2 separate regions of the Homo sapiens genome follow, and region 2 is linked to region 1. Evidence: chromatin loops called from intact Hi-C (ENCODE). Cell type or tissue: mammary epithelial cell. All regions are shown on one strand. Each heading gives the region's core, and the rest is flanking DNA. Links, peaks and the distances in the headings are about the cores only.

Evidence for each region. A loop is a pair of places that touch in the nucleus more often than their neighbours do. Peaks named below come from ENCODE experiments on the same cell type or tissue, not always from the same donor. Only the 100,000 strongest peaks of a DNase experiment are listed, where the experiment ranks them.
Region 2: a loop joins it to region 1, with 4 times the contacts of the local background. A loop is called at or near these places in 10 of 110 quality-filtered maps.

What each region holds. Positions count from the first base shown.
Region 1 is chr18:76,254,451-76,259,825 of GRCh38, reverse strand. LOC105372210 (a long non-coding RNA gene) reads left to right here and starts at 4,566. Exons shown (of 4, transcript XR_935654.3): 1 at 4,566-5,375. LOC105372209 (a long non-coding RNA gene) reads right to left here. Exons shown (of 6, transcript XR_935653.3): 2 at 3,919-5,375; 3 at 2,893-3,002; 4 at 2,263-2,367; 5 at 497-688; 6 at 1-9. In mammary epithelial cell, for the core only: a CTCF peak has its summit at 2,731 (motif pointing right); no DNase peak of the experiment used is centred there.
Region 2 is chr18:76,346,884-76,352,258 of GRCh38, reverse strand. No RefSeq gene overlaps it. Among named protein-coding and RNA genes, the nearest start is that of LINC01893, 140 kb to the right of the region's middle. In mammary epithelial cell, for the core only: a CTCF peak has its summit at 2,992 (motif pointing right); a DNase peak (open chromatin) is centred at 2,998; H3K4me3 peaks cover 275 bases; H3K27ac peaks cover 507 bases.

The sequences.
Region 1 (5,375 bases), core at 192-5,191:
AGGAATTCCCTTGGCAAGAGGCAGAATCATCAGCCTGTAAGGTCTGCACGCCTGTTGTGTGTGTGCATGTGTGTGTGCATATATATATATATATATATAATTTTAAGGCAGCAACTCAGCATACTATATTACAAAAATAGCCCAGTGAGAAAGCACTGTGTTTAGAAATATAACTTCTCATTCAAATCAGGACAAGAGGCAGAAGGGGTCAGGAGGTAAAATGAACTCTCTCTCTCTCTGTGTGTGTGTGTGTGTATGCACACACGCGCGTGTGTCTCCCATGAATAAATGAGGCCGAGGTGCAGCACAGCAGGCTGGCCTCTGTCCTGGGCCTCTGCATCCCTTCGAGGGTTAATGCAGAGGGGAGGCTGGTTCCTAGCTGATCCATTTCAGCTGGTCCCCGCCAGGCAGCTGCCCCGCATTAACCCCCTCCCGCCCAAGCTGCAGGCTGTGGACTGCCCCTATGGGTGCTAGGGAGGGGTTAAGAATCTCTTACAACACACACACTCTTCGACATTCTGCATCTCTGCAGTGGCTGCCAATCTGTATCACTGCTTTCGGGACATGGCTTTCTTCTCGCAGTAGCCATCGGAGACCTCCAGGGTAGAAAACCAGCTTTTTGAGATGAGTTCAAATGCATTCTCCCCAGAGGACAGCAGAGGACCAGCTGAGATTTGTTACGGCAGGGCTGCGTAAAGAATTTTCTCATGCTTTACTCCACAGTGTTAGGGGGACACACTGTGCTCCTTTCTCTTGAGCACAGGAGGGGTGATGCAGTGGTTAGCAGATATTTGCAAAATGAAAATAAACTATATTTTCCTAAGATAATTACGCTGGTGATTTCTTAGAAATTTGCGGTTCTTAACTCTCTATCCATTTATCTGACGTGATATGGAACTAAAAAAATACCTCATTGAGTTTGCTCTAGCTCTATCTCCCATTTGTCACATTACCATTGAACTTTAGGATTTTAAGCTATCAATTATAACAATTATAGATTGAAATAACATAGTATAAAAATATGAGCTTTTACTATTTCTTACGGGAAAGAACAAAGTTGTACAGCACTTAATCTTACCCTTCCTATTTTTTTTCTTCTATAACTTGAAGAAATATTGGTCTCTAAGCGGATATGTTCTGCTGACTGTATGTTTTTAAAACCACGGTTCCATAAGCATTTTCTTCCTAGCTCAGAAACTTACCAAATGTTTGCTCTCGGCCAGAAAGTAAGGACATATACCTAGTGACATTAAGCCTGGATCTCCTTCAGGTAATCCAGCCTGAACTTTTTGTTCATAGCTTGCTTTCTAGAACATACCCTGTCTCTGAGGATTGGGAATCCATGCTGATTTGCATGGCTTCAGCCATATCAGGAAGAGACTAACAAATGGCTTAATCATCATCACAAACACGCTGTGTATGCTGTGTGGGTGTCAGGACGGCTTTGCCAAAACCTCTCACCAGCCCAGGAAAACACTGAAAGTGCTGCACCTACAGCTTGAGACCTCAAAGTATTATTTTATTTTTACTGAAGGTACAAGTAACTAAAAAGTTTTTTTTTTTTCCTGACAAATGTTCCAATGTTCATTTTTTTGTTAAATGAAAGAAGAGGACAGACAGGTGGAAAAACACAAAATTAGCACATAGAAAATTAAATAAAAATCTTATTTGGATTCCCAAAAGCCTAAAGTAGAGAAATCTCACTGTGACCGTTGTCAGCCTCCTGGAAGCTGGTAAATTCATGCATTCTTTGAGATGTTTTTTCATGCAAAGCAAAAACTGTCTTCAATTTTCTTCCTGCTTTTTTTTTTTTTTTTTTTTTGAAACTTGAAATCAAATCACCACTCCCTTATCCACATTTCAAAATTTCAACCTCTATAAATACAGGGAAATAGAATTCTGGAGGTGGAGAAAGAAACTGCAGTGGAAATATCCAATTTTATACCATGGCTTATTGGACAAGAACAAGGGTAATTTGACTAAAGCTTCAATTTACAAGGCATCTTTAGCAATGCATTTGGTGCACGCGCATGGCAGCTAGATTGACAAGCAGATCCCGACAGCTACAGAGCTTCAATAAAACACACACCACGAAGGCTTTACACGATGTACAGTAACGGCTTCTTTGGAGCTGTTATGGTCTATTGGGTCAATAATAATCCACTTTTTAAAGAGTGCCAAAATGTGAATTTACACAGCAGACTGTAATAGTCCCTGATTTAGCAGGTAAATTATATGAATTCTTAGAATTTCTATACGTACTATGGCACATGCACACCATCGGAATGTTCTGTTGTGTAAAGCAGGAGTCCACAGAGTCAAACATGCAGCATGCTTCCAATTGCTGATAAAAATGATACACTGCAGCTGGGGAAATGAAAATACTTGTTAACATTTGGAACTTTAATACCACAATTTACATTTCACCTTACCTTTAAATGGGTATATTTTGATCGACATCCTGGATTACTTGCATCATCATAAATTCTGTTTCCCTTAAAATGAAGTTATTTTCATTTCAAACTATATTAAAAATACATTGACTATACAACTTTGCGGTAGGTTGATGCATAGCATTTAATTTACATGTGATATTTATAAGTAAACATTTATAAGTAAACATCTCTTCTATAGATTTATAATTTCTGTTTTCTTCAGTTACACAGAAATAGGCAGCTCTGAACGTGCAGGGCTGCAGCTGCACCTAACAACATGCCTGATTCCTTCCAGCAGGTGGAGGCATACTGCAAGAAGCTTCCAAAGAAACAACCAAAAATATTTTTTCCCCAAGCAAACTCTGACATTTAGGGGAAAACAAAATATCCCAAAAAAGAGGGAAATTAGATGAACAGTTTGCAACAGGGATAGTGGTGTGGTGTGACACGGTTTTACCTCATAAAGAACCTGGAGTGAAGATATTTCATAGCCCCTCCTTGCTGTAAACACCCTCTCTTGGCTTCCTTTCTGTCTGCTACAGTTGGACATTTTTCCAGAAGAAAAGCCTGGTGAATTATTTAATAAATGAAATCCAGTAAGACAACCATGTTCAAAGACATTTTCTCAAATTTCCTCCAAATAAGTGCAGCAGTAATGCACTACCAGGGATATGCACATGTAGGTACACACACGCACACACACATACACACACATACTCTGAAAACTACTCTAGACACATTACTATCCCGCTTTAGTCACTGTGTATGTGTGTATGTGTGTGTGTGTGTGTGTGTGTGTGTGTGTGTGTGTGTTCTACTCATTTGGCCAGAACCAGTGATTTCTCTGGTTCTTTTGTGAGTGTTTGGTGTATATTCCTGCCAGTGTATTTGAAAAAAAAAAAAAAAAAAAAAAGCTAAGAATTTAAAGTACAGACAAACCAGAAAAATTTCTGCCTGAAAACCTGGCTTTTCTAGAATGAGAGAGAGTTCTTTCAAAGACCACCCTTCACTTTCACTTTTAGGATAGATTAACATGTGCCGTCTGCAATGGACAATGACGTGGCCGAAGAACGCCTATGTACAGGATTAACATGGTCTACTTGGAAGGATTTGAATGCTTTTCGATCCATAGTATGATAACATAATGCAGCAAATTATAGGTCTCGCCTTCCTTAGCAAGGAGCTGGGAGCAGAATTGCAGTATAGTAATGCTGTGGTCCCCAGCTCCCCCTCCCTGCTCCCAGGGCCTGTTGACTGCAAATATCTACCATCTACAGTATTGACTGGTTTATCAGGCAGCAGGTATCTCTATCAGTCTATCTTGAATTGTCATCCAGCAGAAGATTAAACACTGCCTGCCTCCTACTTGTGATTTTTAGTCTTCACATCACAAAGTTTTCAATCACATTTCAGCAGTGTGCATTTAGCTTACAGAACTCTGAGCACTTATCTTCCCAAAACAGGGGATTTAGACCATGTTTACCTCGTAGTTCCAAGATATCTGTCTGCAAGCCTGCCCACATTTAGGGTGTGAGATGGGTTTCAAATCTCTTCTCTCTTCTATCTCCCTCTCTCTCCTCTCTCTCTCTCTTTTTCTCTCTAGTTCCCTACATAACTAGACTCTGGACCCAACAACAATCAACAAAGAATTTGCATAATGGACAAGTGTCAGTTTTTCAAGGAGTCCTCCAGGGCAGTGACCTTGTGTTGTTAGTTTTCAAGATGAAAGAACTATAACTGTGGACGGCTTTGTTCTAAGTGGCTTTCTCATTAATAATCTTCAGAAGACCGTGATGACCACGTGGCTTTCAGCGCCTGAATCAGCCAGAGAGAAGGCTGGATGTCAGCTGTGTACACTTCTTGTCTCTCCATCGGGTACCTGTGAGGAAGCTGTGGTCTGCGAGGGATCCTAAGAAAGAAACATCTTCCCAGTTTATGAGGGATTCAGCACAAACACGTTGATACCAAATCAGTGTTCAGCTGCCATTGTGCCTGGCTGATGCTTGCGATTCCCAATCAGTAGACTAATGAGATTCCGGGTACACAGAATCCGGAGAGAAGGGCACGCGCATTCTCTCCAGAACGCCTGAAAGGAAGTCAGTCTGAAGTCCGGCCGGATGGGAATTGGACAGACACACTTCCGGCTAAGTACGGGCGTAATAATGGTGATTAAAACTGTTCACCGTTCCTTTGAGTTCCTCGTAGATTCTGGATATTAGTCCTTTGTTGGAGGTATAGATTGTGAAGATTTTCTCCAATTCATCGCCGTTTTTTAGAGTTTTTCTCACTAAATATTGACTAACGGAACCTAGCCCTGTAATGTTGATAGTCGGGCGGGTCGGAAGTGGCTGAGGTGGAGTATCTGCAGGAGAAGAACTGAGGCTCCTAAGTGCAGCATCTTGTCCAAGAGGTTTCGTCCCAATGCGTGGGGAACATCCGGATTGTGATGTTTAGCTCTCAGTTTCTAACTTGGGCATTCTAGCAACTGTATTTCTCATTTAATGTTTTATGGGCACACATGCAGAGGAGTTTTCGTCACTGAAAAGCCCGACAACTTCCCCTGCCAACCCATTGGAATTAAAAAAACCTCGATAACCTCTTAAACACATGGAAATGGAACCCTGAGCAGAGGTAAAAGCCTAGCAGTGATCACTCTTTTGGCGACTTGGAAATCGGGGTGAGCTTTTATCCGTTACCTGTGCCCTGTTGTTAGGGGTCGACTGCTGCTGTTCTTCCTTGGAAACTGGCTCCACTGCATTTCGGGGCTGGGATGTTGTTAAAGCATTCACAGCCCTCAGAGCACATGACGAGGGAGTTGGGAAATGAAGCAAGCAGGACCTTCCACTTTGTAGCAGACTTATTTCTGGAGAAACTGATGGTTGGGGCCACAAAACGCTTTCAGTGTAGGCTCATCATGACTCATTTGGACATCCTATTTTC
Region 2 (5,375 bases), core at 117-5,116, 93 kb before region 1:
GCCCGGGAGCCTTGGCCGACTCTGACTCCTCCTCCTGCCTCTCCCACGCCAGAGGAGGCTGGGTTCCCGCCTCTCCCCTGTACTCCCCCCAGCTCTCTGGACATCCTGGCGTGCTATTGCACCAGTCACAACATCTGAAAGTAAACAGACCCTCTCTGCCTCCTCCCACTGAGCTGAGCTTGGCAGTGCTTGAGGCAGACACACCGCACTGCATTTCTGTGGCTGTACCAAAGCCAGGCCCGTGGCTCTCCGTGTGTATGTTTCGTAAATGAACACATGGTGATGAGTGCGTGCCTCAGTTTCCACAGCTGTGCAGTGGGAATGGCCATCTCCCAGTATTGGTGTTACTGTGGCAAACGATATATGGGCTGCATTTTGTCAACTTTAATGCGATATGTAAATGTAAGTTGGAATTACTTCCAAGAAATTTGAGTGACAATGTTTTTTCAAGTCCCATAAAGTTGTCTTTAAATAAGCATGGTCTCTAGACACCAGCATTTTTTTTTCTTTCTTAAACTATATTGCGTTTATGAATCTGGAAATTTCTGTTACCTATGACACACAAGATGTAAGTCATTTTCCCTTGTTCAATAAATTTTTTTAACTAGGTAAACAGTTGGATTTCTTCTCCTATCCACGAAAGTATAGGTTTCAGGTAGACTGAAAAAGCAAGCTGATGACTTTTTTTTTTTTTTTGAGACAGAGTCTCACTCTGTCATCCAGGCTGGAGTGCAATGACACTATCTCAGCTCACTGCAACCTCTCTCTCCCGGGTTCAAGTGATTCTCCTGCCTCAGCCTCCTGAGTAGCTGGGATTACAGGCGTGCACCACCACGTCTGGTTAATTTTTGTATTTTCAGTAGAGACAGGGTTTCACCATGTTGGTGAGGCTGGTCTTGAACTCCTGACTTCGTGATCCACCCGCCTCGGCCTCCCAAAGTGCTGGGATTACAGGCATGAGCCACCGCACCCAGCCGCTGATGACGCTCTTAATGAGAACTGTTTTATTATTATTTGACAACTATTAAAGAAGAGCTGATCATACTCTCTGAGGACAGGAATTACTTAATAGAAACCAGTGAACACCCCGCGATGTTTAGACCTGTAGTTTCAGGCCTCCAGCCCTGCTGGGATGAAGTGCCTGCGAGGATGGGTTCCGTCACTGGCTTTTACTGGGCTGGTAAAGGGAAACTCAGCCGATTTCTCAGCATTTCACATGTTACCTTATCTGGGTGGCTCTTTTCTCGGGCTTGTGAGTGTCCTAAGCTGCCTCAGATCTGCCCTGGCCGTTCTGAAATGGAGGTGGACTTGGAAAAAGAAAAAGGCTTTTCCTGTTTATTGGGGCGGTGCTAGTTGGACAGAATTCCGGAGAGGACGGGCGATTCTCTGCGGGATCAGGTGGTGACGGTTTTCTGGGTGCCTCTGCCCGGTGCTCTGGGAGGTGCTGAGCAAAGGACACCGCGTGGGGCCGTGGGAGGGTGAGAGGCTCTGGTCACGGCACAGACTTCCCACGGGGGGAAAGCGGGCGATTGACTGTCACGGGGCAGCTTAGGGGCTGCTCCCTGAGGCTGTGCCGGCACCAGGCGGCTCCGGATCCCCCCGTCAAGGGGCCTGCTCTGCGGCCCGACCACAACACGGGTGAGCAGGACGCGGTGCCCGCAGAGAGTGGGCCTGCCACCCGGAGGGAAGCGGCGCAGGCAGCCTGCTGTCCCCGGGTCCCGCCGCTTTCGCAAAGAGCCAGCCGGCTCCGGCCACGATCGTCTTTGCAGCCCGAGGTCAGGTTGGATGGCTGGGATTGCTGAATACACACAGGCCGGCGGGTCCACACTGAAAGTGCGTTTCGGTGACCACTTAGGAAGCTGCCATTGGCTTTGCAATTCTGGGGCCACCTGTGGGGCCTGGCCCACCTTGCGCCGGGAAGGCGGTGGCCCCAGCTGTCCTGGCCCCACTCTGAAGTGGCCACTCCCCCGGCTCTCTGCTCTCCAGAAGCTGCTGCTGGGCGTCCTACACCCGTGGCGCAGGCTCAGGTGTGATTTCAACCTGCGACCCTGGATCCAGGAGTGGCCCCCTTCAGTGTGAGAAGAGCCCCCGCCGAGACAGGCAGTTATTCAAAGAAAAGTCTCGTGACAAATACACAGTTAGGTTTTTGTTAGGGATTTGCCTTACATTAATTTTAAAATCAGAGAGTTAGAAAACTTGAAGGTTGAAACACTCTTCAGGGACCACGCAGTCTAAAATTTTCCGTCAGGCTGAGGTCTGGAGAGGCTGTGCGTTCACAGGTCCTTAGTGAGCCCCTTCAGTTTTACTCTATGTTTCTGTTATTTTATTTTTTATTTTTTTTGGTATTTTTAGTAGAGACGGGGTTTCACCGTGTTAGCCAGGATGGTCTCTATCTCCTGACCTCGTGAGCCACCCGCCTCGGCCTCCCAAAGTGCTGGGATTACAGGCGTGAGCCACCGCGCCCGGCCGTTTCTGTTATTGTTACATCGTCAAGATTACATTTGCCTTTCAGGTTTTCTGCGTTAAGCACCTTTTCTCTCCATTGCGTTCTCACCACCTTGTCCCCCTCGGTTTTGCATTCTTCACTCTTCTCAATGTAGCTTAACTTTCCCCACATTCTCTCTGCTTACTAAGAAGCGGGAAAGACGGCCTTCCTGTGTTCTGACATTTTTCCTGGGTTTGCCCCGTGCAGTGCCCCCGGGAACAAAAGGGCCTGTCCTCCCTTGGCGTGCAGGCCAGCAGGACAGGTACTCATTTAGCCTTGGGGCTTCCCCGCCTTCGCCTTCGTACTTTCGCCTCCCGCAGAATGTGCCAGAATCAGTTCTCAGGGGAGTTCTCAGCGCTTCTCTAGTAAGCAGGGATGGAAGTGATTGCAAACCAACAGTCAAAGGGACCATCTCTCCGCGCCCGATCTTCCTTTATCCGTTTTTGAAGGGCTTCTCTAATTTCTTCTCAAAAGCCCGTTTTCCTGAAGTTGCCCTCTTCCACCACTAGATGGCAGGCGGACGTCACACATGAATGTAAAGCAACGCCGAATGCAAATTCATTCACCTCGTTGTCTTCAGCCAGCATAAATTAAGCACCCGCTGCATGCGGAAGGGGCTACCAAGATGAAGATGACATGCTTGGCCCCCGGGGCCACACGGTGCTTGGCAGGGTGACACAGGCCCACGGTGATGAGGGTATGCGCTGTTTGCCCGCGGATCTTGACGGAACCCCTGCCACATTCGCGCTGACTTCCAGGCACTGGAGATTCAGCAGCTCAGAAGTCGAGGGCCCATCTCTCATGGGGTTTTGTGTTCTCCTAGGGTTGCAAGCAGTAATCAGACAAGCAGATACATGCAGACATCTCAGAAAGAGACAAGTGCGACAGGCAGAGCCTGGCAGGGGGTCTGGAGGCGGAGAACTTGGTCTCATCCCAGGGCCTCTGCATGCAGGCCGAGCAGTCAACAGCACTCAGGGCGCAGGAGAGGACAAGGACTGGAGGGAGACCGCTGCATGCGCCCAAGGAAGGGAGACCTTCCACACCGGAGCTCCGCACAGGAGCAGGAGGGAGGGCAGGCCAGAGAGCAGGGCGCGTGGCTGCATTCTCCCGGCCGCGCAGACCCTGCTAAGGCGTGTTGCCCGGTGGGTGACATAATCTGATTTGTGTTTGTCAAAGACAAACATAAATTGGCTCTTGGCTGTTGGCAGTTGGCAGAATGGATCTCCCTGCCTGTGTGGAATGTACTTTGGTAGTGGACACAAAAGCTGAAAGCCGTTGTTCACAGGCCCTGGAGGAGGCTGGAGCAGGTGGGCGGGAGCTGTGGGGCTTACAGGACCTGCATGGCTGGACAAGAGAAGGGTTCTGGGTGGATGCCCCCTGGCCTCCTGGGCCTGACTGAGCAGCCTCAGACCTGGAGCAGCCTCAGGCCTGGGTGCCTGGGCCTCGGGGTGTGTGAAGTGGTGTGATTGACTCAACGTGGGGAGGATGGGAGAGGAACGCGTGATTTGGGGGTAGGACCTGGAGTTCTTGGGGGTTCAGGGAAGCATCGTCCACAGCTACCCACATGGGTCTGCATTTATGAAGGCAACTAGCGGCTGGGGATGGAAAGTCTGAGTGCTCGGAAGGTGTCTCCAGGCTGGAGAGTGGGTGCCTTGAGGGCGGAGCAGGGCTCGGCGTGAGCTGGAGGAGCGGTGGGAGCCCCCCTTCATCTTGGGCTCAGAGAATGAGGGGAAGAGCCCTGAGCAGCACAGGGAGAGGCTGCCCACGTGGCTGAGGGGGCAGGAAGAGGACAGCCGGGCTCAGGGACCAGGAGCGCGAGGGGGGCAGCAGCTGAGGGGGCACCTGGGGCATCTGGGGACGGCTCTCACTGGGCCGGCTGGAGGTGTGAGGCAGAGGACACAGATGTTCCGTTTTGGGGAATAGTTTCCTTCTTCCTAAGCGGGACAGGAGTGTATTTGCCTGCTCAGGCTGCCACACAGGACGCCAGGCCTGGGCAGCTTCACAGCCGGGTCTTTTTCCACCCATCATGTCCTATCAGGTGTCCACCCTAGTGACCTCACGTAACCTTCATGACCTCCTAAAAGACCCTGTCTCCACACCAATCAGGTTGGGGGTGAGGGTCTCATACTGCGGGTGACAGGGAGATGGAGCTCAGCCTAGAGCAGGGTCCCCCACCCTGGGAGGAGGCTGGGGAGGAGCAGGTGCAGGAGGAGGGGCTGGCCACTCAGACATGGGCCTCAAGGATGATGCAGGGGAAACTGAGGCAAGGCACGCCTCCTTCCTGTCTTGCCTGGGGCTGGCTCCTGAGCACCAGCCTCACAAAGCTGGACCGGGCAGGTGCGAGCCTCAGGGCTTTCTATGACCTGGGGAGGCTGCAGTGTGGTAAAGAACCAGGCAGAGGCCAGCACCCCGGTGCCTCAAGGGACGCAGTAGGGTGGGGAACAGAAGGGGTACAGGCCGTGACTCCTCACAGTGGGGGGCGTGGGGCTGGGCTGCCTCCCGTCATCTTTACTGGTGGAGTGCTTTGTGGAGAGTGTGTGAGCCGATGGCTGGTTTGAAAGGCGGGAAGCCGAGAGCTGATTGTTCAGAGAGAAACTGGTGGCGGAGCAAGGCTGACCAAATTGTCAAGCCCACATTGTCATGGTTGAGGGACTTTGTGCCTCTGGGACTGCCGTAAGGAGCAACGGCTCCTCAGGCTGGCCCGATACAAATGACGTTTGATTCTCAGACTAAAACGAGGGCTCAGGTACTCTGGGGAGAGGATGTGCCGTGGGGCCTCCGCAGGGACCCAGTGTCCCCGGGAGCCAGGTGTGGTCCTGGCCGCCCACGGCCCCAGCCCTGAGTCTACCCCCGGGTTCTGTCCCGCTGTCCCCTGTCTGGATGGAATTCG